Regions from separate parts of the Mus musculus genome. Here region 1 is linked to region 2. A link is a loop called in an ENCODE intact Hi-C map of the cell type or tissue named here. Cell type or tissue: heart. All regions are shown on one strand. Links, peaks and the distances in the headings refer to the core of each region. The heading gives the core; the rest is flanking DNA.

The links. A loop is a pair of places that touch in the nucleus more often than their neighbours do. Peaks named below come from ENCODE experiments on the same cell type or tissue, not always from the same donor. Only the 100,000 strongest peaks of a DNase experiment are listed, where the experiment ranks them.
Region 1: a loop joins it to region 2, with 4 times the contacts of the local background. A loop is called at or near these places in 7 of 42 quality-filtered maps.

Annotation. Positions count from the first base shown.
Region 1 is chr3:69,116,261-69,131,775 of GRCm38, reverse strand. It overlaps Kpna4 (karyopherin (importin) alpha 4), which reads left to right and starts at 4,684. Exons shown (of 17, transcript NM_008467.4): 1 at 4,684-5,044. The coding sequence starts at 4,976. Gm1647 (predicted gene 1647) reads right to left here and starts at 543. Exons shown (of 3, transcript NR_126533.1): 1 at 351-543. In heart, for the core only: CTCF peaks have their summits at 5,623 and 5,826; DNase peaks (open chromatin) are centred at 4,615 and 5,605; H3K4me3 peaks cover 2,780 bases; H3K27ac peaks cover 2,128 bases.
Region 2 is chr3:69,713,863-69,729,377 of GRCm38, reverse strand. It overlaps Nmd3 (NMD3 ribosome export adaptor), which reads right to left and starts at 7,323. Exons shown (of 16, transcript NM_133787.2): 1 at 7,256-7,323; 2 at 6,912-6,969; 3 at 4,987-5,121; 4 at 2,921-3,017; 5 at 1-40. The coding sequence starts at 6,955. It also overlaps the pseudogene Rpl32-ps. In heart, for the core only: no CTCF peak of the experiment used is centred there; DNase peaks (open chromatin) are centred at 6,667 and 7,397; H3K4me3 peaks cover 2,586 bases; H3K27ac peaks cover 2,127 bases.

The DNA.
Region 1 (15,515 bases), core at 2,609-10,608, 600 kb after region 2:
GATGCAGAAATAAGTGCAGAAAAACACAACAAAAATCCATCCAGCAATACCAAACTGGTTTATACTAAGTTGGAGATTTCAGTCCTCACAGCATGGTTTGTCTACATTTTTTTTTTTGAGTTAGAGATGTGTAACCATGGTGTGCCTATACATTATTTTGCATGGCACATGAGCCATCACCATGGTGTGTCGCCCTTAGTTAATTGTTTGTTGTTGTTAAGATTGAAACAATCTTTAAAATGGTTGTCATGCCAGATCTTGTAGATCTCAGAGTTGCCCCGGGAGGCAGGACCCCTGCTTTTATTCAGGAGTTCAGACTTTCTAAAACAGAAAACATGGAAAGGACTTACCAACACGGCATTTATGCTCCTAGGGGATTCTGATGGACTTGTGCTTTGAGCAGCTTTCTCGCCTACTTTTCAGCGCTAGAATTGAGAGGTCCACCTGAGCTACTACATTCAAAGACAGAGTGACTGCTGGTTCATCTACCAGGAGTGTGGTGTTCAGAGCTAAACAGGCCCAGAATCAGCACTTAGTAGTGGTGTGAGGCTTGGCAGACTTCTTAGGCACACTAAACCTTAGGCTTCTCATACAGAAAGTGGAAGTAATACCTCCCTTCAAAGTGCACCATGAGTGCACACATTCATGTCTTTCCCAGGTGGCTCTGATACCAGGATTGGTTCAGATGCCTGCTCTAACATTCATTGTTTGACTTCAATCAATTCCTGCACCTCTCTTCCGTTCAATCTTATATTTGTAAAGTGAATACAATTATTTTATAGGATCGTTGTAAGAAGTCAATGCATTTATAAAGCTAGGTGTGGTGACTTACTCCGACAATCTAAGCACTAGAGAGGTGGAGGCAGGAGAATTAAGAACGCAAGGCTACTCTTGGCTATACAGCAAGCCAGAGGCCAGCTTAATCTAGCCTGAGGGACCCTAAACAGAGGGTTAGAAGGCTGTCTTATAAAGACATGGGGTGGGGAGGGGGGAATAATCCTAGCACTTGGGAATGTGAAACAAGATTACAAATTACAGGCAAACCTTAGTTACATAGTAAGAACCTGTCTTTAAAAAAAAAAAAAACAAAAACAAACAAACCTGTCATATTGTATTGGATTAGTGCTATAAGAGTAAACACACAAATAATAATAAAATATCTCACATAAACAAATTACCCAGACCTAGATTGTAGAAACTCAGTATCTGGTAACATTGTTATTATGATTATAGAAACCTTTGCAACCTACTGTCTTTTAAAAAGTTTTAAAAATCAGGGCAGGGAACTTGTCTGAAGTGGGAGGGTATTAGGATGAGGGTTGAGCCTAATTCAATTCAATGTTTCCCTTTGATTAAATAGTCGAAACTAATTTTGAGAAATAAACGACCCTGGTGTGGAGGAGTATACAAGCAATGGGCAGCACTGGAGAAGCAGAAGCAGGGGAACCAGGAGTTCAAGTCCAGTTTTGTCTCCATAAAAAGATGGAGGTCAGTCCGGACTGCATGCAATGCAATGCTAGGTCAACAAACAAACAAAAACCTAGGTGTTTGTCCTCCCTCAATTGAATTAACATCAATTTCAAAATAAATAGTCATTTTCTTCAGACGCCCCAAGCCATAAGTTAGAAGCTTCTGAGAATAAAAAGACACGAAGTCCCCCATGCCTGGTCAACCCACTCCTAATCCCCCTCACACACCCTGAGAAAATACAAGATGCTACTGTATTAACCCAATTTCTGTTACTGTAACAAAATATTTTAGTCTGGCTACTTCCTAAAGTAAAGAGATCTCATAGTTTTGGAGCTCTTCAAATAGCACTATAGTGACTCTGGTAAGCTTCCCTCCCCTCTATGGCAGATAGGATCATGGAGATGTGAGAGGAAGATCTTGTAATTAGACAGGCAATCAAACAAGATCGGGTAGCCAGGCTTGTCCTTTTTTATAACTCTCTCTTGTGAGGTATCAAAGGGTCTCACAAGAACTCTCTTCATCCTTTCTTAGGAAAATTCCTCTAAGACAGGTAACCAAGGTTCAATACATGAACATTTGACATAGTATACACAAACTATAGTGACTGGCTATGATTCAATATTTTTCTCTCCTGAATCAGCCCAACTGTAACAAACACAAATTATATTTTAGAAAGATCTAGCAATGTATAAAACTCCTTCTTTCCTTTACTTAATAATACTATGTGCCATTCTCATTTTGATCACATAATCACAAACCCTTAAGACAAAAAATCCTCCTCTCTCTCCCTCCCTCTCTCCATCCTTACACCAAAATGTTCTTATCCTAAATCCACCCTTCCTTTGTTTCATTTTATTTTTGAGACAGGTTCTAGCTCTGTAGCCTAGTCTCACATAGAATTCAGACTCATATTTCCAAGTGCTGACATTACAGGCACGGTTTGCCACATTTAGATCTCATGGATTTGCTTTAGGACACAGTGTCTCTCAGTGTATCTGGACTGGCTTCAGAATTCTGAAGCTTACTGCCCAAGTTCCATAAGTCTGGGATTGTAGAATACACAACTATAACTGGCTTAGTCATATTTTAAAATATACTAGTGCTCTGGGATTGTAGAATACACAACTATAACTGGCTTAGTCATATTTTAAAATATACTAGTGCTCTAGCGTGTAAATTCAGTATCACCTCAACTAAATCAATCTTTGGAGAATAAAACTATATGAGGGAGAGAGTCTCCAAGTATGGGAACCTGAGTTGGTTCCCCAGCAAAGCCAGTGCAGGTGTGTATGCCTGAGATCCCAGCACTGGGAGGAGGTGGTAAGCAGACAAGGCAGCAAGCACATCTTCGATGGTGAGCTTTTGATTCAGTGAGAAACCTTGTCTCGGGCCATAAGGTGGAGCGCAATAACAATGTAGGATATCTTGTTTTGTCCTCATTTGCACAAAGATGTGTATACCTGAATATGCCGACATGCCACACACACATAATGAACTTCATCTGAATTTTAAGTTCTGAATTCAACTTACATTCAAGTTAACCCTCAGTGTGAATTACTTCCAAAATGCTTGTTCGCCAAGCCCAGCAGAAAGTATACAAAATACCAAAGACTTATTTGGAAGGCATTACTTTGTATCTAAAGGGTTGTTCCCACCATTCCATTATAAGTTATCTTCAAGAGGCTCCTATCCTGCAGTTCTCTTTATCCCCCATTCCCAAAAGAACTCAATCCTTTATCTTGTTGAACCCATTGTCTTTGTATTATACCTTACAAAAGCATCCTCCTTTGACTTTATATAAGGGGTTTATAAAATATTCGCATCCTAAACATTCATTTCTGCATGTGGTTCTGCCCAAACAAAATATACCAGAAAGAACCAGAAGCCAAATGTTCCCAAAGGGTTTTGTAATAGAGTTTTTTGCCAAGTTCAGACACATTTAGCTTTCCTCTTCCTTCTGACTCTGAACTGCCACTGCTTCACAAAAACCACACAATTTGGGGAACTAATAATTGATAAATGAACACACACATTTGTTTGTTTTTAGACAGGGTATTATGATGTAGCTCAGCTGGCCTCAAACTCATCTCCACCTGCCTTTGCTAGATTTAACGTGTGGATCACTATGCTCAGCTTAAATATAGTTTTGAAAACATGTCCTCACTCTCTTTTCTGAGCCTAGGGCCTCCAGCATAATTAGCTTCTTCCAATGAGTTGTATTTCTATTATTATTATTATTATTATTATTATTATTATTATTAATTTATCTTGAGATGAACCCGCAAGAGAAGAGGGGAAGTGTCACTAAACTGCTCGAAGTGGCTTTGGACTCTTGCTCTGGCTGGCCTTGCTCTTGGGCTACTTTAACAGCTCCTCCTCTTGCCCAGTAGCTACGATTACAAACCGAGTCACCGGCCCGGAGCGATTCTGAAAAATTTGAGAGGCTCTTTTGTACCTGTTTTACATCCGCCTTTGGTTACAATGTTCCTGGTTAAGAGGTTTCTTTGGGATTAACTTCCTTTATCAAGAGTCACAATGTTGCATTTGCTATGTCATGGCTCATAGTCGTCATTCTCTATAAATTAATACTTTGTGATCAAGCAGTTTAATTTCCCAAGAGAAACTGCTCAAAATGGGGGTATTAGGGAAGGACCAATTTTTCTCAAGTTTCTACCTGTTGCGAACCTTCTACCTTCCTTTTCCTACCGGGTCCCTCTAGCTTTCCCTTCAGTTTTCAGAATGCACATCACCGTAGTCAGTCCTAGCCACGATGCCGGGTCCTAGGTTGGTTCGCAGTTCCCAGAACAGGACTCAGGGTTTAGGACTTCACATGTAGCTTAGACACACCTCTTTGCCTTCCAAAGTGAATGAAGCGCTCAAGTAACACCGGGGGAGAAAAGAACGAAGTTCAGAACCCCAACATCTAAAGCCACCCCGGGAATCATCCCACCATAACCAGGACCACTACACCCTGCCCATCCCCGCCCGCTCCCGGATCTGCTGCTCTTCGGCTGCCTCGGGTTTCTCCCTCCGCGCGTGACCCCTCCCCTCCCAAGCTCCTGCGCCCCGTCCCTTTCCTGCCCCAGACTCTCCCTTCCCCTTTCCTTTCGCTCTTCCGTCCCCCGCTCTCCATCGTCCCTTTTGATTGGCTAAGCACTCCGGAGCCCGGCCGGCCAATCGGCGGACCGGGTTGGCGGCGATGGGCGTGGCCGTAAAGCCGGGCCCTCAGATCGAGGCTGCCTCCCCCTCTCAGCCGGCAGCACATTCCGCCGCCGTTGCCGCCGCCGCCGCTGGCCCCGCAGTCGTCTTCGCCAGAGCTGCTGTGGTACCCGAGCTCAGGGCAGGAGAGGCCAGCCAGGAAGCGGAGGCCCGGCGGGCGAGAGGAAGCGAGCGGACGGGCGGGCGACGCAGGCGGCGGCCGGCTTCCTGGGAGCGTCTGTGCGGCGCGGTGGTTGGGGCGGATCCCGCGGGGCCCGGGCGGGTGGGGAGAGTCGCCGGCCCGGCCATGGCGGACAACGAGAAATTGGACAACCAACGGCTCAAGAATTTTAAGAACAAAGGCCGTGACTTGGAGGTACAGTGGGGTCCGCGGCCTCCGGCCCCCGGCGGGACGCGGGGTGCGTACGGAGTCGGGCGGGCGCGGCGGCCGGCATGGCGCTGGGCGGGCGGGCGAGCGGCCGTGACGCGGGCGCCGCGCCGGGAAGTTTGTGCCGGGCCTGCTCCGCCTCCGCCGGCGACAGCGCCGGGGCCCGCCGGGTGCGGCCTAGGCCTGTCCTGTCGAGCCGGCCAGACACGGGTGAGGGCGGCGGGCATATCAGCCGCGGCGGAGGCCCCGCAGCGGCGGAAGCTCAGGCTCTGCTCGAGCCCCCGACGCCAAGCGTCGCGGGTGGAGGGCGATGGGGGAGCGAGCGGCGACCTCGGAACTTCTCCGGGCCCGAGACGCCTCCACATGCAGGTTTTCCTAATCGCCCCGACTCTGGTTTTACTTCAATGTCCAAACTACAGGAGTCAACTTCTCCGCTGGAGAAAAAGAAAGAAAGAAAGAAAGAAAGAAAGAAAAAAAAGCCACCCCCGCCGCGAGAGGCGGTCCTGGTGATGCTAAGCAGTGCCTTCCAGCGGCCTGGGTTTCAGTTTGGTCCTAGCTGATTCAAAGATGTGGCTCACGATGTGTCCCTTTCCAGTCAAAAGATCACCTGCCTCCACCGCCTTATTTGAGCTTGTCCACAGATCTTTTTACTCCTCTCTGAGAAGAGACCACCAGTTTGCATTCTTACATAGAAAAGTCCAAAGGGTTATACAAAGCTGTCATCCCCTAGTCTTCTCGGTATCCTTTCTCTCCACCTCCTGGTGGTGGTGGCAGTGAGGAATCCGGTAGGCTATGGACTGACACCATCACGTATTATTTTAAAGGGGGGAAGAAGGCTTCGTTGTCATAGACACAGTTGCTTCCAAGGTTCGATGTATTAAGCACACAGTTTCTTTCCATTGTGACTTTTTTTTTTAATATAGGGAATTTAAAAAAAAAGTCAAGCTTTTAGCTTCTTATCCCCTTTTATGTTCTGGTAACTTCTTCAGACTGCTGTGGTCGGTTCCTGAATTTGAGCATTTTCGGGATAGAGATGGCAACTTTTGTTGACTTTTCCCAATGCCAGTCAGTCTTTTAATGTAGTTTATCCTCTTTTAGCTTATTGCAGTCGTTAGAAGAACTGTATGTCCCAGGGTGTGTGTTGCTATTTAGAGATTGTTTGAAAGTTAAGGATGCTTATCTTTGTGATCATTTTTTATAGTGGAAGAAATTTAAAAAAAAAAATTTTTTTTTAGATTTGTGTATAGGGGTGTTTTGTCTGGATGTGTGTGTATGTGCATCATGTGTGTGCCCTGTGGCCAGGGAGCCCATCCTTTGGAAGTGGAGTTGCTTCCAGCTGGGAGCTGCCATGTGAGTGCTTAGAACTGAACCATTTCTTCAGCTCCCAAATTTAATCTCTTTATTGGAGTAATTTACATGTAACAAAAGCCAACTTTTTAAATGTATAGTTCATAGTTGTCATTAAATTTACTTGTTGAAAAATACCTATTTATTTTTACTAATATGAATATCTAGAATGGGAAAAATCACAAGTTAGGGAATATAAATTTGATAAATACTCCAAAGTTAGAAATTTTAGAAAAACATCAGGTAACCAAACAATCTCTAATTTTTTTTTGCTACCAATTTTTAACAGGTTCCTTGAAATGTGATTCATATACTATATAATTCACCCATATAAAGTGGTTTGTAATGTGTTTAAATGGTTGCACAATCAGCACCTAAGTCAAATCTTAGAATATTTTCTACTCTTTGAAGAACTCCTGATATATGTCATTAGCAATGATTCTCTTTCTCAGCTACTCCAACCCAAAGCAATGTTTGTTTTGATTGCCTATTCTGAGTGCTTCATGTAAATGGAATGTACATTTTAGGATACTTTGTGGCTACCTGACTTGAAGATTCATCCATGCTGTAACAAGAACGTTTCTTTCTTAGGTCTGACTAATATTGTTGCATATAGTTATAGCACATTGTGTTTATGTGTTTATCTTCATAGAACCATGGTTAACCCTTGTTATCGGTCACATCTTATTGCTATAAGCATTTATGTACACATTCTTGTGTAACAGTCTTACTTCTTTTGGCTACAAACCTAGAATGCTAGGTAATACTGGAACTTTGCATCTAACTTTTTATAGGGTTGCCAGACTTACTTTCTCCCTTTCCACCCCTCTTGTTCTTTTCTTTTGGACAAGGTCTCATTATGTACTTGTAGCCTAGGAGAGCCTTGCACTCTCAACCTCTCTCCCTCATCCTCCTGAACACTATCTTTTACTGGCATTATCCCTGCTTCCCTCTCTCTAGTTGTGGGATTGCAAGCATGTGCCACCACCCTGTTTTAAGTTATCTTAAAAACAAAAAACAAACAAAAATGTAATTTACCCTTACTCTGTATTTCTTGCCACTATAGACTAATAAATTAATACTGAATCAACCTGGCTACTATGATAGGTGATTTTAAATTATCTATAAATGCATATTAGATGTATTTTGAGATCATATCTGTAGCCACTACTAATGACTGAATTCATGTAGGTGCATTGGAAATTAGAATATTTTAATTTTCTATCTATAAATATAACATGACTAAATAAAAATTATCTTATTTCTGTGACTTACTCAAGATCACATAAGTGGGTCTTGTTCAGTGGTAAATCATAGTATGTAGGATGCCTTGGGTTTGATCCCCAATACCACAAAAGAAAACAAAAGCTTCTAAAGATGATGAGTACTTGTAATAAGACAGAAGCATCTTGTATTACTTCTAGGCAGTCTATTTGTCACTTATATGCCTGAATCTTTCCAAAGCCTGTTAGTACATTTTCTTCCCCTTCAGATAGCTAACTGCATTGGGTTATGTATGTAATATGTATGTATACATATATGCATATACATTTTATATATATACACACACATTATATAACATGATATAGTTACTGCATTGTGTTACATATGTAATGTATGTGAAATGTAACAGATAATAAAATACTGCTTTTTTTGAGTCTTAATATTTACGTTTTGGAGGAGGCAGTTCTATTGCTGTACAGCGAGAGTTAGCCTAGTATATCCTAAAGGCCATTTTAACATTTAATCCAGCTTTAAAAATGAAATATTTCACATGACATGATTCCTTTCTTACTAACTTTTCAAAGTCCAGTTTGTATTTTACCATTAGGTTATTTCTCTGTTTAGCCCAGTTCTCTTCTAGGTGAGTAATGGTGTCGTGTGGATGGTCGCTACCTTATTAGACAGCAAATGTGTAAATATTACAGCTGCATGTAGAGTTAGGTAACTGTAACATGTGGGGAAGAGGTTGGTTAAAATGAGGACAAAATCTGCCAGTTTAATTTCATTTTACCTGATCTCTAACTTTGAGTATGACCTGGAAGAATCGTTTAAGTCTTAGGATTCTTTTCATCTACAAAGATGACAGTGCACAACATCTGCTTTATGAATGCTGTGGCCATTAGTAGGTTAGTGAGATGCCTGACAACTCAATATAATTTATCTTTTTTATTGGGGAGAGAGGACTCTTAATAGGATTCAGTATGATTGAATCTCTTGCTTCCGTATTTGCTGTTAGCTGTGTGTGTGGTTTTTCCTGTGTGTTTGTTTGTTTGTTTGTTTCTGTGTGTATATGTATAAAACTTTGCACATAAAAGAGTCAATGAATTGCCTATTAGAGGGCAATTGGGCACAATGATGTGACCGTTCTGAAGTCATAATTTTATGATTCTAGATTTCTATTTAATATTCATTAGTACTTTTCAGTCTATCAATCCAACTTCAAAAAATAGTCATGGTTTTTTTTTTTTTATTTTGAAAGACAGAAGTCAAAGGAAGTGTTTGTGAATATTTATCTGAAATATTGTTTAAGGAGTTACCAGATAATGTTCATCAAAGTTTGGCTTCTTCCCTGTAGTGTGGTAGAGGATTGTCCAGTGCTAATTTGAAGGCACTAACATAAAAAAGGTCATATAGTACAACATAGGAAATGGTAGTAACCAAATTGCCAATGAGATTTGTCAGGAGTAAGCAAAGCAAATTAAGATCATCTGTTTCTAAGTTTGGTAGGAGAGACGGATTCTTTTGTAGCATTCTAGTAAACTTTCAAAGGTTTTATAAAAACATTCTAAAAGTTTGCTGGTTCAAATAGAATGTAAAATATATTAGAAAGTAATTAGGTCTTGTGAAAACAACTTATGCTAAGTATGAGTATTAAAATACCACATAATTTTGAGTATAAAATATGAAGTCAGGTTGGACAGGTTTAATAAAGGTGCTGTGCTGTTTTGTGTTTGGGAACCAGCTTTGTTGGCTCAAAGTGAAAAACATTGCTAAGCTAGTAAGTCTTATAACTTTAGAGACTGACCTCTCTCACCACAAATCTTGGAACATACTTACTGTGCTTAAAATAACTACTGTCTAATTCTTCAAATAATAGCTCATGCGTGAGACAATATGAGACCTCTGAGAGAAATAGTACTGGGATTTAAATTATTGTTTTAGCTTCCTATCAGCTTTTCTAGTTTTTAAGACATCTGACTTCAGAATTGCTTCATTGATAATTTTCACAGTTTACTAGTATGCCAAATGAATATGCACTGTTGGGAAGAATGTATGAGTAGTTTTGAAAGAATGAAACAGCTTTAGGAAAAATGCATATGTGGATACTTGTTTTGGTTTAGTTTTGGGGGGCAGTTGAGCCCAAGTTCTTGTGCTTTCTAATATAATCATTTCCTTTTGGGTGTTTTTTATTTTTAGACAGGATCTCACAGTGTAGCCCTAGCTAACCTGGAATTTGTTGTATAGATCAAACTGGCCTTGAACCCACAGAGATCTGCCTGCCTCTACCTTTGAAGTGCTAGGATTAAGGACATTCCTCACTACCACTACACCCTTAATATAGTTGTTTGGGTTTTTTGTTTTGATGGGGTTTTTTTTTTTAGCATTTTTATTTTATGTGTATGGATATTTTGCCTGCATGTATGTCTGTGTAGTGCATGTGTGCCTGTTGTTTGCTGGGGCTAGAGGACAGTGTCATATTCCCTGGATCTGGGTTTAAAAGTGGTTATAAGCCATCATGAGGGTCCTGGAAAAGCAACTAATGCCTTTAGTTGTTGAGCCATCTCTCCAGCTCCATGGATAGCTATTCCTGACAGAGGTTGTTGGTTACTAAAATATTTTCAGTGTTTTCTGGGGTAGTGGACATTTACTTGAGGCCTATACTGAATGAGAGTGCATAATAAAAATTTGACATGCATTGCTGATTTGATGGCTTTCTGGTTTAGTGTTGGTCAGAGGCAGGAGCAGTCTTGAATGAGCACCTATTTCAGTTATGTTTAACTTTTAATTCATCTCAATTTTGAAAATTAAAAAGAAATTTGTGCTTCTGACTTAACAGTCAAGAGATTGATTTTTATCTCAGGTGTGTATCAAAGTCTTTATTTTTAATACTATATCCTATTATCTTTAATTTTTCTCAGCCTAATGCACTACTAGCATATTTTATAGGTGAGGCATTACTATTGCTTTCTGCACAGAGAGTTTTGGAATTTTGTATCATTTATGAACTTCTAACACTAAAAACTTACCTGCTTTCCATTTAGATTTGGTAAAGTCAGCGTTCAGGAAGACTCCGTCTGCTAGACAGTGCTGTGAGAATATTGAGCGGCACCTACAAAATACAACAGAGCTGGCCATGGCATGGTGGCACATACTTAGAAGCACGTATAGAGTTTAACATTTTCACTAGTCAAGCTGCTCATATTACCAGCAAATGTCTATGACATAAGAGTCATTCTGGCTACTAACCTGTGTGAATTCAAAATGTTTGCTGAGGCAGGAGCAGCGACTCAGTGGTTAAGAGGACTTGGTTGTCCTCATTCTGGTTCAGTTCCTGTCACCCACATGGCTCCTCGTGTTCATTCGTAATTCCAGTCCCAGGCAATCTTTTCTGAACAGGCTCAGGCTGAGGCAGGAGAATTGCTGTGAGTTTGAAGTCAGACTGGCCTTTGGTAAGACTGAAGAGGAGGAAGAAGAGAAAGGAGGAGGAAGAGGAGGAAGGAAGAAGTCTTGTTTTAGTTCAGAAGTCTGTCTGTAGATGTTTGAGGTTCAAAACTCATTACAGACTTTTAGTTTTTAATTTGTGGATCTTTTTCAATTTTTTCCAATTTGGAAATTAGAATCAGTACTTTTTGGGGTGTTTGTTTGTTTTTCCAAGGCAGGGTTTCTTTTTGTAGCCATGGCTGTGGAACAGGCTAGCCTTGAACTCATAGATCCACCTGTCTCTGCCTCCTGGGTGGTGGGATTAAAGGCCATGTGGGGCTGAAATAGTACTTTCTAAATGTTGTACTGACAAGATAACTCAGCAGGCAAAAGTGTTTGCTGTCAAGCCCAATGACCTGGTTCAATCCCTGAGACCCTTGTGATGGAAAAGAGAAACCAACACCTCAAAGTTTTGTTTTGTTTTGTGTTTTAATGGATAGAAGAAATATTAATGGAAACTAACTTGGCTTCCCCAAACCAAAATTATTTAATGAAAAGAATGTTCATATTTAACTTTTTTCCATCTTTAAGAGAAGATATGTATGTATCTCCATATCAATTTCTGAATTTAGCATACAGATAAGGGTTTTTAAAAAAGCATTTACCTTTTAGGATACTTAATGATACTATGGTATAGCTCCAGGGATGATTATTTCGTAAGGATTGGTTGGCATTTGTCTGAAGCTGTATCAGTGTACTCCTTACATTGTTAAGTTAAATATTGATTGAACCACAGACACTAGTCTGACTTACACTTCAAATATATCTCTTCATGGTTTTGTTACATGTATTGAGTTATTTGGAAAACATCCCACTGACAAAACCAGACTGAAGTTACTCAGATCTTCCAAATGCTGACACAGTTTGTTATACAATGAAAAGATTTCCTCCCAACCTAAGAATTTTTTTTTTAATAAAATTAAGGAGAAGAAAGAATGAAAGAAAAAAAGAAAATTCACAGTTGATATTATTACAATTCAGAAAAATCACTATTGTTCAAAACTTGTCAAGCTCATAGTCGTGGACATAGTTTTCTAAAACTAATCTTTACTTGAAAACCCACATTTTAATCATTAGCAGTAAATACTATAGATTGTTTTCCTTTAAGCCATAGACTTACTAAATCTGCCAGACACTAAATCAAAATAACCATAATTTCTCTGTCATTCTTTCAAGTGAAAATGCTCTTTCTTGGGGAAAAAAAAAATAGTTCAATTCACAACCTAATTGTCCAAGTACTTTTTTTTTTCTACATATGATTATAGATATTGCTGCAGGAATGGTTGATAAATGTTCTCTGTGTATGTGTGTGTTTGCATGTGTGTGTGTGTGTGTGTGTGTGTGTGTATGTATGTATGTATGTATGTATGTATGTATGTATGTATGTATTAAGGCAAGGTCTCACTGTGTAGCCTTTGCTGGCTTGTAACCTGTCAAGTAGCCCTCCCTGGCCTAGAATTCACTATGTAGATCAGTCTGGCCTCACCGCCCAAGTGCTGAAATTAAAGATCCCATACCTGGCATCAAAAAGTATGAGTGCTTCTTCTCCATGTATGTCTGTGCACTGTGTATGCTTGGTGCTGCTGAAAGCCGGAAGAGGGAGTTGGATCCCCTGGGATTGGAGTGGCAGATGGTTATAAGTAGCTGTGTGGGTACTGAGAATTGAACTCAATTCCTTTGGAAGAGCAGCCCGAGATTTTAACTGCTGAGTCATTCTCCAGGCCCAAGGACATTCTCCAGTAACTTGGCCTAACTGAAATACAATGACACCATTACAGCATAATGCTGGTTTATCTTAGTTTATGCTAGAGCACTAGCAGTTTTAACCCTTTGGCATCAGTGCAGTGCTAACATGCATATGTGTTCCCATACATTAACACATATTAATGTATGTTTTGTCAGGAAGATAGTTTTGACCTTTAAAATTTTGTTTTAAAATGTCTCAGGACCCCTGACCCTGTGAACCATACTTTTATATCACATTTATAATTTATTAGCATTGCTTTTGATACAGATAACTGTCACTTAATTACAAAAGACTCTAAGCATTGTTTATATCAGTGGACAATTTGAAAGAGTTGAGTGTCCCTTTCTAGCAGGTGGGTTTGGGGAATCTGTCTCAGATCATCAGGCTTTCTTGTGTTTTGAGACTGGGTTCTTTTTTGTTGTTGTTGTTTTCTCTGTACAGCCCTGGCTGTGCTGGAACTCATTCAGTATATCCTATCCACCTGACTGCCTCCCAGAGTGCGGGGATTTTAGTGAATATGCTGCCACTACCACCCGGGTTAATGTTTTATGTAGATTTTTTTGCTGCTTTCCCACAAGATTGTAAGTTTAACCAGTTTTTTGTTTTGTCTTATGGGTATGGGTGTTTTGCCTTCACATATGTCTGTGTACCTACCACATGTGTACAGTGTCTGAATAGGGCATCAGATTGCCTGGGACTAGAGTTACAGATGGCTGTAAGGGGCCATGTGAGTGATGGAAATCGAACTGGGTAGATCAGCCAGTGCTCTTAACCACTGAGCCATCTCTACAGCATTAGAAAACACTTTTAATTCACACTGTCTAGTATCCATAATAATTTTCAAGTCATAGACATTTGCTGTTAATATGAGTAGCTTGACTATTGAAAATAGTATCAGAAGGAAGTTTGGTTCCTTTTCACTTTTACTATAAATTTAATTTACTTCAAACTTAATGTAAACTCTGTGTGATATGCACACCTATAATCTCAGCTCCACTCAGGAGACCACAGACAGGAACATGGTGAAACCAACCTGTTATACACAATTAAGACCCTGTCTTCTTATTGTTTTGGGTTTTTTTTAAACTTGTAATATTAATGTAAATTACATTTTACTTGTTACTTCATTGAATTTTTATTAACAAAACCCGAAAATCGTATGATAATATAGTGTTTCCTAATTTGATTATGGACATACTTTTTAATACTAAAAAAGCAAATTTTCTTACTGCTACCTACTGGGTTTATCCAAGCCATCATGTCCTCTGTGATGACGGACTGTATCCTTTTGAACCAAAACAAATTCTTCTTCCCTTTTACAAAAATGGAAGGTGTTATATACTGTGTTGGTATCCTTCCATTATTGGTCTCCCAACTGAGCTGTGTCAGCTGACCCTGTTGCTTCTATTGCCTGCTTTAGTTTAATGAGTATGTTTGTGGTTCCTCCAAGTAGCAGTTCAGTTTGAGAGTTGTACCCTGGAATCCCTACATTGAATGGTCTCTGCATAGTCATTGTAGATGACCCTGCCTTGTTCCTATTTGACCTGCCTCTTTAGCCACTTTGAGCTTTTGGTAGTCCACAAAAAGAAGCAAAATGTTAATCTGATATTTCAACATAGTTATTGAACCTGGTTCTTTAGTAGATACTATGAAAACCCAAGTGGCTTGGCTCTCTAGTGGTCTAATGTGGTCTTTTTAATGATGTTAAAATTGAAAGTTGCCCAATAACTCCAAGCAGAAGGAGCTGATTGTAAATTATGTAATTGTTTTAGGGGAAAGAACCAGCCGAAAATAGTTCAAGTATAATGGGAAATCTTGTTCTTATAATCAGATAAATCCAAGCAACAGCTGGCATTTTGATTAGAGTCAGTCTAGGGATGAGTGCTGATATAAGAAAGGTATGGATATAACCTTGAAAACATTATGCTTCCTGTAAGAAGTCAGTCAAAAGCAAACAAACCACGGTCCCATTTACAAATACAGATAGAGCAAAACTGCTCTACATGCAGAACTCCTGGCACCAGATCTGGGAGATTTTTTTTTTTTCACAAATTTGGGAGAAGGAGATTTTTTAAATATTAATCTCTCAAGCATTTTTTTTTAGTAGATATCAGCTAGATGTCCTCAAAATCAGTTTCAGAAGCTGTCTAGGATTTACTCGCATAAAATTGCCCCCCCCACACACACACACTTTTGTCCCCAAAGATAAGCCCCATTTTTCCTATGCTATTTGCAGGCGCAGGCTGTGTATGGCCTTCTGTTTGATCCCCTGGCTATAAATCCAGTTTTCCATGAATACCATCCTCTGGTTCAATTACTTTGCTAAAGTAGCTCACAGAGTCCAGGGAAACAGTTAAAGAACTAAAAGGCTACAATTGAACAGCCAAATTGAAGAAGGAAGAGTTATATGAGGAGGACCACAGAGCTTTCATGACCTCTGCCAATGTACTGCTCTCCAGGTACAGCTACATACTCAGCTCCTAAAACACCAGATAATTGTTGTTAGGGTTAGTGGGAGGGGTATTTTATACACATCATTTACATACATAGGCATGATTAAGTTTATTGGTGGTTGGTGATCACTTTAGCACTCTCTCTTGCCCAGAAGTTGGGATGTAAAGATGAAAAAGTTCTGCCCCCTGGCTGGAACAACATGCTAGG
Region 2 (15,515 bases), core at 3,966-11,965:
GGGGCTCAGTCCAAACAAAGCCTGCATCGACAAGCCGAACCTTCAATAGGGGAAAAAAAGAAATATAAGTCCCCACCAGAGAGGTGGAAAGATGACTGACTATCTCATTAATAAGCAGACTCTCAACAGAGATGCTTAAACCAGCAGCTAATAGGAATAGATGTAGAGACCCACAGCCAAACATTAGGCAGAGAGCACACTAAAATTGGAGCTCTACCAGGTCCTTCCCATGAAGCTCAGGGAACCCCTGGAAAGGGGTGGGGGACTGTAGGAGCCAGAGGTAAGACACCAGGAGAACATGGCCCACAGAATCAACTGAGCAAGCTCACAGGGGCTCACACAGACTGAAGCAGCAATCATGAAGGCTGCATGGGGCTACCTGGGGCTGCACTAGGTCCTATACATATCTTATATAGCTTGGTGTTTCTGTGGGACTTCTAACAGTAGGAGTGTGAAGTGTTTTGTCTGTTCTTGGGGCCCTTTTCCTCCTACTGGGTTACTCTGCCCAGCCTTGAGGGAGATATGTGCCTAGTATTACTGTATCTTGTTACTCTATTCCATGTTCGGCTGACATCCATGGGAAGCCTGATCTTTTCTGAAAGGAAATGGAGGAGTGCATCTGGGGAAAGGGGGAGGTGGCAGAGAAAATTGGGAGGCGTGGAAAGTGGGGAAATTTCTGTCAGGATGTATTTTATGAAAGAATTTTTTAAAAAAAGGAAAAAAATTAAATAGACTCATAAGATCTTTGAAGGAACATGTGATTAACATCATTGCAATCCATCACTATAAAACCATGGCAACAATGGCAGCAAATGAAAGGGCAACCCAATGACTGTGCTATTATATTGAGCAAGAATTAAAAGTAGCTTTCAGAGGGGGGAAATTTATTTAAAGAAAAAAAAAAAGTATTCCTCTTCAGACAGAAATTTACTTTTTCGTAAGAAAATGAATTGGTGCCTTTATTACCCAAAAGCAACCTCACAAACATAAGCTTCCACTCAAGTTAATATCTTTCTACATTACTCTGTGGCTTCTTTATTTTTTCCTTTAAAGAATGGACATTTAGGGGAGGGATGGCTCAGTGGTTACAAGCCCTGGCTGTTCTTTCAGAGGACCTGGGTTCAATTCCCAACACCTACATGGCAGCTCACATCTGTCTGTAACTCTAGTTCCAGAGGATCTGAAACTTTCACACAGACATACACGCAGATAAAACATCAATGACCATTAAAAAAAATTTACAGAATGAGTTTCAGGGTGTCTGTGTGTAGGGGGATGGACATTATTTTGGGAAATGTTCATATACTGACTACATAATTTTAATACTTCTAGATCAGGAGCTAAAAACAGCTTGCTATTCTTGATACACTGAACATAATGCAGTAAGGCTAGAATGAAAACTTTAAAACAAAGAAACAGAGAGAAAAAGAATGGAGGCTTTATAATAATCAAAGTAGGAACCCGAACTAAGAGGAACCAGAAATAAGCAAAGCAAGAGCTACTTAAAAGATAATTCTATAGGATTAATTTAATACTTATATATTAGAAAGAGGACGAGAACACACACTAGTACAATACCCAAGTAGCAAGCTTAAACAGCTAGATATTACAATTTTTTTGACATAAATAAACAACAGATTTAATGGACAAAGAGCCCTTCCTGGCATCTATGACATACATTAAGTAGACAGTTTGATACTGGTCTGAAGGTACACAGAAAAATCTGTTAAGTAATACACTGAAAAGTGTGAACAGGCAGATTATAACTGTACCAGATACTATCTAGTGATAGCAAGACTAGCCAAGGCAAATGCAGTACTCAAGAATAAAACCCAACTAGTATGACTGAGTGAGCTACAGCAAAGTCCAGTAGTCAAGAAATTAAATCAGAATAGCAAGCAGTTCCTAACCACCCTTTTTCCCCTACCCCCCCAGTGTACCCCTCCCTGCCTCCAGTTAGTAAGTATCTGCAGGAGTTAGGTGGAAATGTACAAATGTACAGAGCACTAAATAAGTCTGCCTTCTCTCCTAAAGCCTCTAACCTCCATCTGCAGGAATGTAGAGACCTTGACATTCACTTCAGCATTCCCTTAACAGGCTCAGCACACTTGTTCTTAGAGAAGCCATTGTCAACTTTATTAAGTCCTTTGTCCTTTAACGTAATTCCAGATACCTGAGTCTCCCTCTCATTTCCTACAATCCAATTCCCATATGGTTCTTCAGTCTCTTCTGTACCCACTTAACATTTTGAAATCCTAAAATCCTTTTACTATGCTCTCTACTTATAACAACAACAACAATCAATGGAGCATTCTTTTCCCTTTCTAGTCATCCTGACTGTACTGCTTCACTCCAGGCAATTAAAAAGTCCAAGGGCAAGATGAATCAATAACTTGAAAGATTTCAGAACTAAAAAATAATATTGAAGGCTCACTCAGTGGGTGAGAGCACTTGCTGTTCTTCTAGGGCACCCACAAATCAGATCACAACCATCTGTAACTCCAGTTCCAGAGGACCCAACACCCTCTTCTGACTTCCAAAGGTACTGCACATACATAATATACAGACACATACACATGCAAAGCATCCATACAAATAAAAATTTTAAATCTCAACAAATTTTTCTAATAAAATAAAAATACTACCTTTCAACAAAGGTCAATATAAAAAGTAAGAGAGTGTGTGTGTTTGTGTATTAAAATATTGTGTGGGACTAGCAAAATGGTTCAGTGGTAGAATCCCTGATAATTTATGGCAAAGACACTTGGTTCAATTTCCAGCCTCAAAAAACAAAAGGAAAAGAACATAAGAGAAAAAAAACAAACAACAGCCACCATAATAAAGCAAAACCCACAGCAAAGGATTTTCTGAAAATGAGTGTTTCAGTGAAAAAGTACAGCAATATTAACTACTGACCTACCTTACTCAGAGGAGCTTTAATTTTTTTCAAACACAAAGCAAGAAGTTCCCTGGACTCTAAAGCACACTGTACCCATGATGCTGGTGGCTGAAAATATCTGAAAGAAGATAACATTCTAAAGTTTGCCGCTTTTCAGGAAAAAACAGGAATTTCCATTAGTAGAAAGAAGTGATACTGATTATTAATCAGGAGTAATACTCTACTCTAAAGCTTTACCCCATGAGACCAGTGTCTTTAGTTCAAAACTAATATTCTAATATTTGGAGAAAGCCAATCTGAGATATGTTATGTATTTTGTCGTTTCAATTATTAAAAATAGAAGTTAAGAGAGCACTGAGTTAAGAGAGCTCTGAAGATGGCTCAGAGAGTAAAAGGGCTTGCTACCAGGACTGACAACCTGAGATCACATGGTAAAAGGAGAGAACCAACCCTATGAATCGTCCTGTGACCGCCATATGCATAGTGTGGCCTAGTGCGCACACATACCAAATAAATGCATACGTGTTAAAAATAAATAAATAAAATATCCCAGTAAGGAGGGCTGGAGAGATGGCTCGGTAGTTAAGGGGGACTGAGGTGGGGTTCCTAGCACTCACTGTTGGGCAGCTCACAAATGCCTGGAACTCTAGCTCCAGGGGGATTCAATGCCTCTGGCCTTTAGGGACACCAAACGTGCACACAGCTACACATAAATGACTTTCTTTTTAAATTCCAGTAAACACGGCAATATTTCCAAAATTTCTTTGAAGGAACACTGACCAACAGGTAAGAATTATCTTAAATGACTCTAAAATTATTTATTTTATTCTTCTAAAATGTTTGCGAAACATTTTTCTCATACAAAAACAGGAAAATTAGTACACATAGAAATGTATATCAAAAGTTCAGTCATCAAGTTTCATTTCAATTTTTAAGCTGAAAAAGACAAGTTTTCAAAATAAGCCTCAGTAAGTCAAGCACGGTGGTGCACGCCTTTAATCCCAGCACTCGGGAAGCAAAGACAAACTGAGTTCCAGGTCAACCTGGTCTATAGAGCAAGATAAGGGCCAGGATAGTCAGGGCTACAGAGAAATTTTATCTTGAAAAAACAAAATTAATTAAACCTCATTATAGTAAAATACAAATCCTTTCTGTAAATTATGAATTTTTTTAACCCAGTCTTCCAAGGTCCAGTACACAGAGGTTATTAACAATGTCTGCTAAATACTTTCACCTGAGTTATGTAATGCTTTCTTGCCATGGTATTAAATGGTTAAACACTTTAATTTTCCTGTTTCAAGGTTCAATAAAAACCATTTGTTTATAAGTATTTTCAAAGGATGTTTCAAATACTATTTATCATCTAATAAAAACCCTTCATTCTCATGAGAAAATTGAGACTCAGACTGTATCTAAGCATGACAGAAAACTAGTTTGATAGAAACTTCTAATATTTTGGGGGTCCTGCTTCTTTGTCTAATACTTTTAAAACTTCACCATGTATTTAATAATAAATATTCATAACAGACCAAAAGCCTCATACTTACCAGGCTCACACACTGTAAACTCCCTAAAATAGTACACTAAATTCATGGGCTTATTTATATATGTGCAGAGATTTGGGGAAATACATTTTGAATTCTTACAGAGGTCCACAGACAATTTCCACATACACAAAGCAAATGCTAAACCTATCTGGGAAGTCACAGGCATATAATTTTTATATTCACTGACAAGGTTTAAGTCTCTCACTAGACATATGGATAGATGTAAACAGATGTAGCCAACAACTAAAGGAACGAAACTGAAGAAAGAATGCATCAGCTCTCAGAAGGCGTCTTCTACTGTCAGATTCAGTATCTCACTTTTATACAAATATTTTTTCTATCCTTACCAGATTAGTAGGACAGTAGAAAGCACAGCATAAAACTGCAAATTATTATATCCTTGGTAACATCAACTAGGTAAAAATTAACACTCAACAGCACGTTTCATTCCGTATACTTCAGAGTAATCTCAGCATAACACAGTGGCTCTCTGTATGAAGACCAACTTAAGGAAGCTAAACAAGTAGTAATGTACTGTACCTCTGACACTGTTTGCAGAAAGAAATGGAGACCTGCTTTGGAACACCTTGGCTGATGTCAACTTTACTTCGTAAACAGGCCACACAAATATTGGCAGGATTTGGACTAATTGGGACACCACATTCACAGCACAAGCTTGAGAAAATAAAGCAGATTTTTTCCAATTAGATTTTATACATTTACTAGTCAAAAACAAAACAAAACAAACAAACAAAAAACCCCTACCAAGCCAAAGCCTTCAAGATTCTACTGTTTAAAGTGGGGGAGGAGACACTTAATGGGTCAAAGTGCTTCCAGCTCTTATAGCAAACTGGGGTCAATTTTCAGCACACAAGAGGCAGCTCACAACCATCTGTAACTCTAGTTCCAGGAGAGTCTACCACTCTTCTGATGTCCATGGCCTCTTACATGCACTTAGCACACACACATACACTCACGAATAAAATAAGTTGATTTGTTTTTAAAAGACAAGTGGGGTGTGGGGGGAAATCTTTTTCGTCTTAACAACCAGGAAGCAGGGCACACAGATCTGTGAGTCTCACGCCAGCCAGAGCTTCATGAGAGTCTGTCTCGAAGAGGGGAAAAAGGCAATCTTAAAGACAGAGTGAAGAAGAATCCTGAAACATCGGCAAAAATCAAAGGGCCATAATTCTGAAAATGCTTAAAGAGGGCACTGTGCGACTTTGTCATGCTAATGAACTTCATGCAATGATAGAAATGTCCTAGTCCCTCATCTCTTCTTTAAAATTGGAAAACTAAGAAAAAAAGAAATTAGCAATGCAAATAGTCTAACAACAATAGCAAACACTAATGTGCACATAAATTCAACAATATAAACAAAAGACAGCCAAGTGTGATGGTGCAGACCTTTACCCAGCACTTGCGAGGCAGAGGCAGAGGCAGACAGATCTCTCTATGAGTTCCTGGTAAGCAGGACTTAACATGGTAAGACTGTCTCAAAAGCAAAAATAAACAACAAAGAGAAACAAACAATATATGTAAGATCCGTTTCTCGTTTCTCTTGCATCTGACTCGGCTAGTGGGTGCCCCCTTTGTTCTGAGCATCTACAATGCGTAGATGCGAACAGGCCCCCTTTACAGGGACCCACAATGAACAGTAAAGGAAAATGTACGTATTCCATGAAAACAGAAAGGAGATTATTAAGGAAAGGAAAGGGACCTGTGAGGGGGTAGGAGGGTTAAGGAAGATCAATGGTAGGGTAAATATGAACGCTGTACAATGTTAAATATGCGGACCCTCCTATATACATGAAAATATAATGAAACCCTGTATTTTATGTTACAAAGTAATTTTTAAAAGGAGAAATAGACAAAAATACAGGACAAGAAGAGCACCTATGCCTACCGATGCTCTAAGCTACAGGAGTATAACTCTATAGTGTACTGGAGGCAGAAAAATTTTGTGAAGCAGGCCTGACATAATCGCAGCACTTGGGAGGCTAAGGCTGAAGGGACAAGGCTCTCAAGGTCAGCCGTGGCTACAGAGTGAATTCCAGGGCCAATCTAACAGGACTGGCTCCATCGAAAGTAAGATTTCAACGAAACAGCAGAAAAAGTCTGTGAACCTCCGCCACCGTGGCCCACGGCTGCCCAAAGAAAACTAAGATAATCTTCCAGTGGTGGCCACTAGCTGCACGTGAGCACCGCATACCATGTGGCTAGCACGACAGAGGAGCCGGGTGACAACCGTACACGTCCACTCGTGCCCCTCTAGGAGGACGTCTTCTCAAAGCACTCATTTTTTTCTACACCGGACTTAAAATGGGGTAGACTTCCTATGCGATCAAGACCCAACCGTTTTCTCCCACCGAGAAAAGGACCTCTCCTGCTAGCGTTAACCGTTTTCTCGGTATTTTACGATCTGCAGACGCCAAGGGATCGATCAGGGCGGGCTCGCAACTCACATGTGTCCCGGGCTGTGCTCAATGGACTCTGCCATGTACTCCATGGTTCGCGCGCGACCTATCAAGGGGAGGGAAGGACCGGTGAGACTTGGATCCATCAGGTCGAGTCTCCTGAGTTCGGGGACAGCCATGCGTGCGGCACACAAGCCCGGGGGTCGCGAGCCGCCGCCCAGCACGGCCCTTCCGCCCTCCTCCGCGCCGCGGCTCCGCATGCGGCCGGCCTCGGCCCCACACCCACGCCCCGGCGCCCGTGCGGGCCGCTCGCAGCCCGGGTACAGGGCCCGGCTCGCTCCCTCGTCTGGCCGCTGTTGGCGCAGGAGCCGGGTCTCCCACCCAGAACCTACCAGCAGCTCCGTGACAGGGCGAAATACACCCACAGCGGGCAACCCGCCGGCCAGGACGCACTACCGGCTACCTCAGCCGCGCTACACACCTACGAAGATCTCGCGATAGGAGAACCGGAAATCCCGCGTGCTGAAGGGTGCGGGAGAAGGGGACGGGTGGGCGGGGTCAAAGAATACACGTGTAGCAAGGGGCGGGGCCTATGGAGTGAGTGGGTGGGGATACGGGAGACCGGGCGAGCTGAGCAGGCTCGGGACAGTGATTACAACAGTTTGGTGTCTGTGATAGGCTCACCGTTCCACCCGCCCCCGTATCTTTAAAATGCACTTCTCAGCTCCTGGGGAGAGGGCTCAGCAGTTAAAAGCAGTTGTTCTTACAAAGGACCTGGGTTCAATTCCCAGCACTCACAGGGTGGGCTCACTGACGTCTAGAGTTCCATTTGGAGAGGATCTGCCGCCCTCTTAACTCTGAGGCCACCAACCACAAACTTGGTGCATATATATTCATGCGGGCCAAACACTCAAATACATAAAATACATGGATCTTTCTAAAGAAACATGGCCACTGTAAATATCACCATGGACAACTTAAGAGTATCGAATCGCTGTTTACTAAACAGTTGATGCAAAAAGAAAAAGAAAAGAAAGAAAAACTGAAAACTCTCTATTATATTGCAAACACTGTACTTTTAATAGTAAGCAGAAAATATAAAATGTTTTTCATTAAAGAAAAGTATTATTCTTAAAGAAATCATCTGAAACATATTTTTCTCAGAAGTGGATCCACAAAATAGATGAAAACAGGTAAATCCGCAACTGTAACCGAAACTGATGTCAAAAGGAAGACCCTAGCATTTCTAAGGTCCGAAGAGGTGTCAGACGCCCCGGAGCTGGAGTTACAGGTGGTTTGAAACTGCCCAACACAGAGGCTGAGAACCAAGCTCTTCTGGTCCTGGGAGAGAGTAGCAGATGTTCTTAACTGCTGAGCCACCACCTTTCCAGCTCCACACAATCATCTGTGTTTTATAAGACATTTATAATGAACATGGAAATGTAACTACAGTATAAACTTTAGTTACTTGTTTTTTAAAGATATGCCTAATTTCTACTAAAACAGACAAGGGTGTTTATGTTCTCCACTTTTAATAGAGTGTTGGAAGTTTTTAGCTAGGGCTGTAAGACAAGGGAAATAATAAAGGGAATACAAATAAGAAAGGGAGAAACCAAAATATTCTTATTTGCAGATGCTATGATTCTATACATGAGAGTCCTAAGAACTCCAATAGAAGCCTTAGCGTTGGAGGCTGGGGAGATGGCTGAGTCAGTAAGGTGCTTGCCATGCAGGCTCGAGGATCTGAGTTGGATACCCAGCACCTGCATAAAGAGGGGAAAGTGGTCTGAAGAGATGGCTCAGTAGTCCATACTATTATTCTTGCAAAACACTAGAGTTCAGTACCCAGCATCCGTATTATCATCTTTGAATGGCTTATAACTTCAACTCCAGGGGGATGCCTCTATCTTCTGTGGGCTCCTGCACTCATATTAACCGTCGGCACTATTCAGGTAAATGAGGCAAAGAATTTTTCTTACTAAGCCTGCCTTTAGCCAAGTGGCATATCTAGAGGATCACACTATTCCAATTTAGGCTAATGACTCTAATTGGACTCCAGGACCCTATGACAGTAGAGGGTCTTTGTTCCCCAATGAAGAGGGTTTAAATTTGAATTCATCTTATCAAATAGAAGTGGGAGGATTTCCTTTTTGGATTGGGCATGAAGTTCATATTTGAAAGTTATAGCTAAGGGGCAGTTATTTATTATTCATAAATGAACAAATATGAAGGACCCAAGAACCTATTCATTTGAATAGGGGAGGGGTTTGAAGAAAATATTACTAATAGTCTTTCCATTCCACCTCATTCTCCTCCTCGCCACACTCCTGTAGTCTTGGAGGTAAGTGTCTGGGAACAATGAAGAGGATCAGAGCTGTGAGCTGTGAGTAATTCTTGCTGTGGTAACTTCATACCTTGGTGCCTACAGGCTCTGCTTGCACCAAAGGTGCAGAAAGACACAGAATTAAGATAGTTCTATAATCAGCCAGGCGGTGGTGGTGCACGCCTTTAATCCCAGCACTTGGGAGGCAGGGGCAGGTGGATTTCTGAGTTCGAGGCCAGCCTGGTCTACAGAGTGAGTTCCAGGACAGCCAAGGCTACACAGAGAAACCATATCTAACAAAACCAAAACAAACAAACAAAAAAAAAAAAACAAAAAAAGATAGTTCTATAATAATAATACCATCACCCACCCATAGCAACGAATCTACGGTTAGTATGACGTGGAAGCATATGGTACCTCCTCTCTTCATATGGAGAGAGGAACTACTCACAACCATCTTTGGGATTAATCATCGTGTAACATTTGGGCCTGGGAAAGGAATATATAGAAAACTACTTCTAACAATAGGACTATGTTCTCTCTTATTTAAAAAAAAAAAAATGTACCTCATCTTGTGGCTGTTGGCAGGCAAGTTAGCTGGCCCCACCACCGCTGGCTGCATCACTCGAGAGAGCAGGCCCCACACCTGCCTTGCCTGGGCAGCACAGTAGAGCTGGCCCTGGTGGCGTGAGCATGGGAGAATCAGCTGAAAGGTGGGGAGCTGGCCCCATGTCTTGCCCACTGCCACAAGCAAGAGAGCTGGCCCTGTCCCTCACCTGAGCAAAGCAGGAGAGCTGGCCCTAATGGCATGGGTGCAGGAGAACTGGAGGGCTAACCAATTCAACTTCTACCTAGACCCAGATCCAGGGCTTTTGAGTTGGCCCACCCCAACATCTACCCCAGATATGAACTGCTGGAGCTCATGAAGGGGCTAGTCCAACCAATCCAAAGCTGCAGGTTCTCCATGACTCAGGGCAACAACAGTATATCCAAGGGGAGTCCCAGTGAGAATCCAGAATCCATAGTGTAGCAGAAGCCAGAGACCTTGAACCAGACCAATGACTCATTGCAAAGAGCATTTGCAAAGAAGTGTGGAAAAAAGGACATACTGTGTGACACACTGTGGCACACTGCAGTTAGCACAGTAAGAATTCTTTTTTTTAATTTTATTTTGATTTTTTGATTTTTTGATTTTTTGAGACAGGGTTTCTCTGTGTAATCCTGGCTGTCCTGGAACTCAGTCTGTAGATTAGATTGGCCTCGAACTCAGAAATCCGCCTGCCTCTGCCTCCCAAGTGCTGGGATTAAAGGCGTGCACCACCACTGCCCAGTTGTGAGATGCTTTTTACTTTATTTCTTTTTGCATTTTTCTATTTAATTTATGCATGTATGTATGTATGTATTTGTTTTGTTTTCTCTTGGGCGGGGGTGATGCAAGGACCGAGGGCAGATATGAAGGAGACAGGGACATGAGTGAGATTGCAGTGCATGACATGAGATTCACAAAGAGTCAGTCAATAGTTTTAAAAACATGTGTCTCATAATATTATGGCGTCTGTTTGTCTTCCTTATTTGTTTATGATTGTCAAAACTACTCGGAATCGGTCTGAAGGATACGTGTCTTATTCCAAACGTTCTTCATTCCTGTTAATTTGAGCTTCAGAGAATTTACGTACTCTAAGCCCAGACTGGTGTTTGGATGCCTGTAGAGATGGCTCGTGCCTGGGAAGAATCTCACTCCATGTCTTCACGTTATCATATGTTGGGTCAAAAGAAAAAAAGGATTGAAGAATGGTTGGGCTAATTGTTGCCCTTGTGTTGGGAGTTGTGGTCTTTGCCGCTGCTGCTGCTGCTGCTGCTGCTGCTGCTGCTGCTGCTGCTGCTGCTGCTGCTGCTGCTAACGTAGCCGTGTGTCGACACATCCAAACTGTGCCTTATAGTTTAGAATGGCATTCTGACTCAGAGAAACTGTGAAACATTCAAAGACATATAGACTCCGTGCTGAAATCGCTGATTTAGAATCAACTGTGGTTATGTTAGCAGTTAGTTTACAAGGACAGTTCTCATTAAGATGTGATTGGAATGTGACTCAAGTCTGTGTACTGCAGTGAGGCCTTGTTCCCTTGGGATTAGGTCAGAAAACATTTAATAATTCATGGTAACTCAAGAAATACTGAAATTATGGTCAGATATTAATCACATGTTTGCAGAACAAGTACATACACTAACAGCTAATGGATTATTGGAAAATATCCATGACAGATTGGGAAAGTTAAATTTAATTTAACAATTTAGTATTTCAAGCTCCTTCTGTGATGCAATGTTTATATTGATTGTTCGCTTGGTTTTGTTATTTTTAATGGCCAGGAGGAAAAACTCCTGACATTAAGAAAATACTCAATATCAGGCAGCTGTATTCAACACTATGTTACAAAATATGACTAAACAAAAGGGGGAGACAAAGGAGCTCTGCGGAACTGATGCCAGGCATCTCTTGCAAACAAGAGGGTACTTGCAGAATTTTGGCAGAGAGCTGCTTTCACGGTCCAACAAGTATTTCCTTGGCCAGGCTTAGCGTTCTTCGAGTTTATCTTCTAGGGGGAAAAAATCAACTAGCAACATATAAAAAGGTCTTATTTGTCCAGGAAAAAAAAAGGAAGCAACATTATAGATTGACTCTTGCATAGTATGTATTTTGGAATCCGAGTAATGCAACAGTATAATGTGGTTAAGAACAAAGACTCTGGCTCCCTCCTCGGCACTGCCTACGAGGTGGCTACCTTCTGTTATGCAGCATCATGGCTGCCCTCCGGCCTCTGGTGAAGCCCAAGATCGTCAAAAAGAGGACCAAAAAGTTCATCAGACACCAGTCAGACCGATATGTGAAAATTAAGTGGAACTGGAGGAAACCCAGAGGCATCGACAACAGGGTGCGGAGAAGGTTCAAGGGCCAGATCCTGATGCCCAACATCGGTTACAGGAGCAACAAGAAAACCAAGCACACGCTGTCTAGTGGCTTCCGCAAGTTCCTGGTCCACAATATCAAGGAGCCGGAGGTGCTGTTGATGTGCAACAAATCTTACCGTGCTGAGATTGCTCACAACGTGTCCTCTAAGAACCGAAAAGCCATTGTAGAAAGAGCAGCACAGCTGGCCATCAGAGTCACCAATCCCAACACCAGGCTACACAGCGAAGAAAATGAATAGATGGCTTGTGTACATGTTTTGTGTTTAAATAAAATCACAAAAACTGAAAAAAAAAAAGAATAAAGACTCTGAGGCTGGAAGAGGGTGTCAAATGCCCCTGGAACTGGAGTTACAGACAATTGTGAGCCACCCCCCCCCCATGGGAGCTGGTGATGGAACTTGGGTCCCCTGGAAGAGAGGCAAGCACTATTAATTATGGAGCCATTTCTTCAGCCAAACATCCCATATTTTAATCCGAACCTAGCAGATTTTTAATCTGTGGCTTGTTGGTTTTCAGCTAGGTTATATTTTACAGTCTGTTTTTAATATCAGATGGGTGATTAAGTTGCAGACATAAAGTTATCTCTACTGTCGTTTTGGTGACGGGGGAAAATACAAAGATAATTACCTATCGGCTTCATAGTTTTCCCTAAATTCTTTTTATGTTCAATATTGGGGGAGGGATTTTTTATCTTTTATTTATTTTGTGACTGTGATGGTTTGTATATCCTTGGACCAGGGAGTGGCACCATCTGAAGGTGTGGCCTTGTTGGAATAGGTGTTACCTGGTTGGAATGGGTGTGTCATAAGATCCTCACCGTAGTTGCCTGGAAGTCAGTCTTCCACTAGCCGCCTTTGGATGAAGATGTAGAACTCTCAGCTCTGTCTGAGCCATGACAGCCTGGATGCTGCCATGCTCCCACCTTGATGATAATGGACTGAACCACTGAACCTGTAAGCTAGCCCCAATTAAATGTTGTTTTTTATAAGACTTGCCTTGGTCATGGTGTCTGTTCACAGCAGTAAAACTCTGACTAATACAGTGACAATCCTGTATATACGGACTTACTTTTTTTAGATTTATTTTTATTTTATGTAGATGAGCTTATATGTATGTCTATACCATGTGCGTGCCTGGTATCTGTGGAGGTCAGAAGAGGGTGCCAAGTCACTTGGAAACAGAGCTGCAGATAGTTGAGAGCTGTCATGTGGGTACTGTGAACAGAACTCAGGCCCTCGGAACAGCAGCCAGCATTCTTTCCTGCTCTGATATTGCTCCAATCTCTCCCTTAAACCTTTACTACAGTGCTTTCATATTCCTATAGCTAATGTGTTTCAGATGATAGTTTTTCAGGGTTTTTTTGTTTCTAGAAATCCTATTATCTATAAGCATAGACCATTCAAATCCAATAGATCATGTTTTATTTTTATTAATGTATATTTTTCTACAGTTGAAAGACTCCGAAAGGAGCCCCTAGCTCAGGCCTCAGGACAATAGCGGACACCCAAGAACTCACGACAGACCGAGCTTGTTGCAAACCACATGAGGCTTTATTCGGGGAAAGCCAGAGCTCTGGGGACGACTCATATCCCACGCAGGGGTAGAGGAGTCGACCTCGAGGGGAAAGAGGTCCCAGTTTTTATAGGCCCTCAGGGGGGAAAGGAGAAGGGGGAGAGTAGGGGATTTCCAGATCTAAACAATGTCTATTCTCAAGAAGTGGGTATGGGAGGGGTACAAGGAAAGAGTCTAATGAAGGTGCAGCAATGGTCACATACCTGGTCAGAACATTGGCAGACACACAGGTTCGAGGAGTGGCCAGAGCATTGTGCACCTCTATTTTTCTAAATCAGTGAAGCTAGTTCTCCTAACACTGATGTCTATCTTGCCAATTTCAGGGCTTCTGTGTCCTTTTACATTCTGCCAGGATCTTCCAAGTGACTTAGTTATTTTCTATTGCTGTGGTAAGACACTGTGATCAAAGCAACTTAAAGAAGAAAGAGTATATTGGGGACTTACAGTTTCAGAGAGGGTGTCCATGACATCCTGGCAAGAGGGAAGCATGGCATCAGGCAGGTATGCATGGCGCTGAGCAGTCGATTGGAGCTTACATCTTAATCCACAAACACGAGGCAGAGGGGGCTAAACGGGAATGTGGCATGCCTTCAGTAACACTTCCTCCAACAAGACAACACCTCTTAATTTTTTTCCCAAACAGTTCTGCCAACTGGGAACCAAGCATGGAGTGTATGTGCCTATGGAGACTATTCTCCATCACACCACCGCCTACAAAACTATGTGCTTCATTATGACGCTGTCATTCATGTGATAATGTGTTTAGGCCATATCTGCTTCCCATTACACACCGTTCCTCTTCCTGCTGGAGCCTTGTCGTCGCCAATCACCCTCCATGTCTAAGAAAGCATTTCATACTTGTCATTCTATTCTAGGTCCAGCCCATTTTACTTAACTTGAGGATTTCTATTTTTTACCCATTTTCTTGCAAATAACATGATTTTCTTTTAAATGGCTAAATAATAGTCTATTGTATATACACACATTTTCTCTATCCATTAGATGGGCATCTAAACTATTTCTCTATCCATAGATGGGAACTGATTTGTGAAAGTTTCTTTTATCTGCCTGATGAAATTGTCCCCTAAGAGGCTTGCTGCTGAATAAGCTCACCCTTTCTAGCTCTTTCTGAACTCTGGATGGCTGCTTCAACTTGGCTGTTCTGGCTCAAACTCCTCTCCAAGCTGACTGATTCAATTTGGCTTCTCCAAGCTTCTCACTCTGCTTGGCCTCCAACTAACTCTGGCAATTTGTTCTGTGTTGGGGTCCAGCCTTGACACAGGATCTGGGTTCTCAGCTGGAAGCAGGGATATCTGGAAGGTGCATAATAAACACACAGAGACAACTTTTTCGGGTATACACTGACAGGCAAGTTTCAAGGCTTGAAATTGCTCTCTCTCTCTCTCTCTCTCTCTCTCTCACACACACACACACACACACACACACACACACACAGCTTGAGGGGCCACACACACGTTGCACTCTCCTCTCCTCCACTGTCTGATTTTCTCCTGTGTGTTTTTCTTTTCTCACACTCCCATACTCCTACACATTTCAGTGTGCTCTCCTTTTTTTAAAAGAATATTTTTGAAGATTTATTTATTTTACTTTATGTTTATGAGTACACTGTAGCTGTACATGTGGTTGCTGGGAATTGAATTTTTAGGACCCCTACTCACTCCAGTCACTCTCTCGGTCTGCCCAGACCGCTCTGGTCAACTCCACTCAACTCCAGTCCCTGACTACTCCAGCCCAAAGATTTATTTATTATTATTAATAGGTACACTGTA